Linked DNA regions of Homo sapiens: region 1 is linked to region 2. Evidence: read pairs that join two places in POLR2A ChIA-PET (ENCODE). Cell type or tissue: A673. All regions are shown on one strand. Links, peaks and the distances in the headings refer to the core of each region. The heading gives the core; the rest is flanking DNA. Region 1 has its middle 2.6 kb from the start of HOXD11. Region 2 overlaps LOC124907910 (a long non-coding RNA gene).

Region 1 (2,907 bases), core at 296-2,795, 490 kb after region 2:
TCTGGTGAACAAAAGGATCTGGAGTCCTACTCTTAGGGTGCTTGGCTTCCCGCTGGCTCCCCACAAGAGACAACCCCCACACACTCGCACCTTCGTCCTCCTCACCCCTCTGCTTTCAGGCCTAGCCTGGGTGTCCGCCTTATACCTAGACCCTTCACTGCTTCGGAGCCCCGCCAAGGCCTGCGAATCCACGCCGCGTTTCCCCGAGGCTCTTCTGGTACCCTTGGGTCTGCATGGTCACTTCAGCCCCTCCCCCAAGATAGGTTGTCTCTCTAAGGGCTCTCAGCGGAGCCTGACTCCCTCCTGGAGCCCCTCTGTGTCACCTGGCTCTGAGGCAGACTCTTCGTGGGGCACCCCATCCACTCCCCCAAGGCCTCACTCTCCTCCCAGCCTGCCGCGACCCTCTCCTAGCCCATGGGTCCAGGCAAGGCCTGGGATCCCACCTCCGAGTGAGCAGACGCTTTTCAAAGGTAAACCGTCTCTTCCCAAACCCAAATCCCAGAACCGAGGGCAGGAGGCTGCCCCTTTCCCCAAGATTCCTCCGCCCAGGCAATCCCAGCGCTGGGGCCTGGGCCTCAGTCCTATACCCAGGGCAGGCGGCGCTGGCTGTGATGCTGGTTCCCTCCCTGGCCCGGGCTGCTGCAGTGCCGGTGCTGTGCGCTCTGCCCACCGTGCGGACAGACAGAGAAAAGGCGGGTGGTCTGAGCTAATATCTATTTTCTGGCTGATGTACCCCCCCTTCCTCTTTTTCTCCTCCCTCCCTTTCTCCCTTCCTCTCTCCTTCCTCCGCCCCTTCCCATGTCTTCTTCCCTCCCCCAACACTGCGCAAATAGGTCTGTGGCGACTGGAGGGCATCGAGCCTCCCCCAACTAGAACTGCCCATCTTGTGTGCTCCCTCCCCGCAGCTGGCACCCCCGCCCAGATTCCAGCTGACATTCTTCTCCTCAACCCAGACCCCCAGCACACTTATCTGCCTCCCCATCTCCATCCCAGGCCCAAGCCTCTCCCTTTCGGGCTCGTGGTCGACGCCCCTGGATCTCTCTCCTAAAATGGCTCCCTGGACGCTGCACACTGGCCCTGCGGTAGCTCAGGACCCAGGGCAGCTGCGAGGACTTCAACCCGGGTCTTTATGTGTCTGGGGATTCGCAAAATTCTCGCACCTTCTCTCTACTGGCGGCACGGGGTGGGGTGCAGGCAGCCCGGCGCCCCCAGTATGGAGCCTGCTGACCGCCGAAGAGGGAAAAGGGGAGGACGAACCATTCAAGTTCAACGACATGGCGACGGCAGCTCCGGCGGGAGCAGCGATTTGGCGGGGGAGGGTGAGCCATCTGCAGTGGCGCGCCGGTGCATAGGGGAAGGGGGCGGCCGGCCCCTTTCGGCTCCTTAGCGCGGACCCTTGCCCCCCGACCCACTCCACAACCCAGAGCGCTTTCATTCCAGTCCCAGCCCGCTTGGCTCTTTGGCCCCAGCTCCCTCCTAGTTCCTACCCCCATTCCCCAAACCCAGGGAAAACCGCAGCCTCCGGACCCGCGCGTCCCGCTCGAGAACCTACCGTGAAGACCCCGACTCTGTGGCCTTGTCCTTGCCTGCGCGGCCCCACCCGAAACGCAGGGAGCGCACCAGGCCTTCGGGGCGCAGCCAGCCGCTCCGCGAGAAAGAGCTTTCCGCACAGCGCCAGGACGCGATGCGGTGATTTTGAGTCACCCAAGATAAGACACTAACTTGACCTTAACTTTGTCAGGGCGCCCCTGGTATCTGGAGAACGTGAACAGACACTGTCTGGCAGCTCTCGTAAAAGCTGACTGGGGAAGGGATTCTGAGTCATTTCATTTATTGCCACTACAGTTCTGCAAGAAAGCTTTTCCTCCCTGCCAAACTTTAATTATTTATGCTCTTTTAAGAAACGAAAGAAGAGAAATGCAGGGAAAACACCCAGAGCCAGTTCCTTCCCTACAGAGCCTTCGGAATGGACTTCTTAAGTCAAGCGACTGGAGAACAAAAATATGGGGAGATCACCTTTGTCTAAGGACAGTGGGGCAGTCGCCTTGCCCTCCCCCACTATCACTGAGGGGGGAATGCAGCTGGGAGAGGCGGGTGAAGGGTGAAGGGGCATCCCCCCACATGAATATTTACAACGGTTCCAGATTTCTCTTCCACCCGCCGGCATCCCGGAAGCCTCCTCAGCCCGCCTCCCTGGGGGAGAACCCCCAGGCCTTAAAAGCGTCCCCCCTTCCCCGCCGCCCTCTGAGTTCCCAACTGATTGAATGCCAGATGAAGCTGTTTTTTTCTCGTTTTAAAACTGTTTTCTTGGTCAAGAGGCCCGCTTGGACTGCAGCATTTCAGAGGACACATTTGTCTTTCTGAAGGGAATGTTGAGCACTCAGATTTTAGCGTCCTTTCTCTTCGGCTTTTTTTTTTTTTTTTTTTTTTTAACAAATTTCCTAGTGGTTCCAAATCTCTGCGGGAACCCGGGCTATGGAAGGAGACACCAGAGTCTTTGTATTTGTGTGAAATAGCAAACGGGATAGATTTGGAAAAGACTGCTGAACCAAGAGATACGCTTTTATATTTAGAATAATTTAATTTTCTTTGAGGAGTGATCTCCATGAATATCCCCTCCCCCCACTCATCCCAGGCTAAAGGGAAAGAACACGATGATTTAATGATATATTTTGGAAAGAAACGGCCTCCGTGTTTTCTGTCTTAAGGCCTGGATCTGAGTTCATATGCTTTCCTCCTCCTTTCCCCAGCCTTCCGAGCGCTCAGTGCGGCTTCAGCCTTTGTTCAGTTGTTTTTGAGGAGGCAAACCTCTGAATGCAGACTCAGACTTGGAGATCCTGCTCTGGGTACCATCGCCTCTATGTGCCCAGCCAGGTGGAGAATCCTTTTGAGCCATAGGGCCTTGGC
Region 2 (2,907 bases), core at 94-2,593:
TGGGGAACACATTGCTTCTCCTTGATGGGATCTCAAAGGTCATTAACTGTGCTGTGCCTTCTTTAGGCCCAGCCCCACCATGGTGGGGGCCAATAACAACCAGGTCTCCCTCACATCTGGGGAGCTTCTCCAGCTCGCACAGGACCTGGAACTGGCTGGCAGGTCCAGCCTCACTAGGACTCAGAGTGAATGGAGACTCAGTTACCCACTGATGCCTAAGGTGCAGCCTCTTCACTCAATTCCCATCTTGTGTGTTTGGTTCTCTGACGGGTCTTCTGCCTTAACTTTTGGTTTCTCCTCAAGGTCTTTGCAAATATTACAGCCCAGGGTTGATTACGGATTAGACAGGACCCTCAAACCTTCCTACTTCCTCCCACAGTCTTCCCCAGGGCTGGTTTAAACAGTCAATCACAGCATAGGCACCAAGCAGGCTGAAGCAGGAGGGATGCTGGGGAGACATCAGTCTTTGCTGACCTCAGCAGACCTCTGTGATTTCCACTGAAGCATCTTACCTGACTCCTGGACTGCTCCATCCTCACCTGAGGTCCCCACCGCTTTTAGCCCAGAACCCTTGGATAGTGACCAAATGAGCCCTGAATGCTTGGGTTGAGGGCTGGAGTCTTCACATTTGAGTCGAGTCTTGAGGGGTAAGGGGTAAGGAGGAACCCTCGGGGAGGGAGTGGCATTCTCACAGAAGGGGCAGAATTTGGTTGTGAGTAGGGTTGAGGACAGAGATAGGTTTGGAAGAGGAGGCAGGCATCAGATCCTGTAGATACTGGAACACTGCTGAGCAATTTTATGTAGAGGCAATGATGGGATTTAATTCATATTTTAGAATGATTATCCTGGCAGTTTTTAAAGTTGATTAATAGTGTTGTCCAAACTTTAGTAAATAGTTTGGTAATTTGCATATGCCAATCATGGTGTTTTGTCCTAACCATGTACCTATTCTGTACTTTGAATTCCTTAATAATGTTCTCTAAATAGACTGCCTCTTTCCCTAACATTATTTTAAAATAAACTTTATATAATGAACATCATAGGGAATTCAGTGTCATTTGCCTTAAAAATGAAAACTATAGTGTGCACCTGTAATCCCAGCTACTCAGGAGGCTGAGGTGGGAGGATCTCTTGAGACCAGGAGGTTTGTGGCTGCAGTGAGCTGTGATTGCACCACTGCACTCCAGACCAGGTGACAGAGTGAGAGAGCCTATCTCAAAAAAAAAAAAAAAAAAAAAAGAGTACAACATTTGACATAGGGAGGTGGCATTTATAAACCCATTTCTTGTGAGTTAGTTTACTGTGGATCAGGCTTCTCAGAAATTGGTCAGCTTCGGGATTACTTTTGATAGGAAAGCACTACTGCCTAGAAAACAGGCCTCTGGCATCAGCCTTTCAAAGCCACACATTCAGTAAGCATCAAGTTTGACTGTGTTGTTTTTTCCGCATTTGGAAAACATTCTATGCAAGTTTCATTCACATTATGCTCTTCAAGAATCTTCAACCAGGAACACATTTGGGTTTTTAAGTCTATACAGTAATTGTTGTCTTGGATGATAGCTTGTTTTGTAACCCTCTGGTAGCCAAATGAGTGTGACAGTGATGGAATTAAAATCATAACTACATTGTGCTCAAATTGTTTGTTTGAGTGACTTAATGACAGGATTCCCTTCAGCAAATGCAAAATATGAAAATATTTCAATTTTACAAGGCAAGGGAAAAATACATTTTCCTGAATGGTTCTGGAAAGGCCACCTCTATTTTCACAAGTGTGGCTGTAAAATAAACAAGCTTCATCTTTAATTTACCTTTGCTACCGCACCAAGATGCCTAGGTGTTAAGAAAAGACTGTACAGTGATGCATTTGCCAGACAAAAAGCTTTCCCTGTTATTAATGACTGGTGGCGCCCCAGTGTAATCAAAGGGCACAGCTGCAGTGATATACGGCAGTGACAAGCCTTGGGATCTTTCCTCCTCAATGCTACGAGCCTAACAGCTAGCAGTAGAGAACTCCCAGCGCTGTATATCTACAAGATAAATAGCACAAGATATGAATATACGTATGGCTTACAGTCCTGAAAAGTATTGTTATATCCTCCCACACACAATCATTCTAAATATGACGCAAGTGCATTTTTCACCATTTCAGTACAATCCTTGTTGTTTGTAAATGGCAATAGTTTTCTCGTAGAGATTTAAAACCCTCCAACTGTTCCAGTTACTGACGTCTGATTTGAAAACTGGTGCCTATGCTGCCGACAGTACAGCAGGTTTCCAGAGATTCATAACCCTTTTTACAGTGACAGGCAGCATCAAAAGAAGGAATCACCACAAGAATATACTAGAAATCATTTTTATTTTTGCTCCTCGATGATGCCAAGATGATCTAAAGGGAAAACTGCGAGTCACTCATGATATGAATTTGACATGAAGGAATCCATAAGAAAAATTCACTGATGTTTTTATTTCCAGCTATTAAGCCATTTTTTCTCTCTCCTGCTTTGAATTTCTGACCAGTAAGTGCCATATTTTGCTTTGTTACGGGTTCAAGAAATGCATTTAATTGGGAGTTATGACCAAGGTTAAATAATCAGCATGAAATGAGGTTAGCTTTCTTCACTTACTCAGGCGTGAATTCTTCTAGAAACATTTTATAATTACTGATTAGGTTTCCATTAAAAATAAAATGAACAAAACCACAGAATGGTCTTTTCCTGGATCAATAGCAAAGACACGTCCATGCACACACAGAGGAAGTCAGCGCAGCTCCATGACCTTTTCATGAACTTTCCGGGAGACGGAAAGATCATTCAAAGGGCAGAGGTCAGCATTCATGCTGGTCACAAACAAAAATCAGATTTTGCTTTGCAATGAAGGCTTTTACCTATGAGTGCAAATTCAATACTA

What was found. ChIA-PET counts read pairs that join two places held together with the same protein. Peaks named below come from ENCODE experiments on the same cell type or tissue, not always from the same donor. Only the 100,000 strongest peaks of a DNase experiment are listed, where the experiment ranks them.
Region 1: POLR2A ChIA-PET joins it to region 2 with 23 read pairs; 2 of 35 experiments call an interaction of 5 or more read pairs at or near these places.

What each region holds. Positions count from the first base shown.
Region 1 is chr2:176,103,272-176,106,178 of GRCh38, reverse strand. No RefSeq gene overlaps it. Among named protein-coding and RNA genes, the nearest start is that of HOXD11, 2.6 kb to the left of the region's middle. RefSeq lists an enhancer at 1,043-2,029. In A673, for the core only: a CTCF peak has its summit at 1,708; DNase peaks (open chromatin) are centred at 738, 1,808 and 2,168; H3K4me3 peaks cover 2,500 bases; H3K27ac peaks cover 2,500 bases.
Region 2 is chr2:176,589,362-176,592,268 of GRCh38, reverse strand. LOC124907910 (a long non-coding RNA gene) reads right to left here. Exons shown (of 2, transcript XR_007087314.1): 2 at 2,338-2,907. Among named protein-coding and RNA genes, the nearest start is that of MIR1246, 10 kb to the left of the region's middle. RefSeq lists an enhancer at 2,309-2,907. In A673, for the core only: no CTCF peak of the experiment used is centred there; no DNase peak of the experiment used is centred there.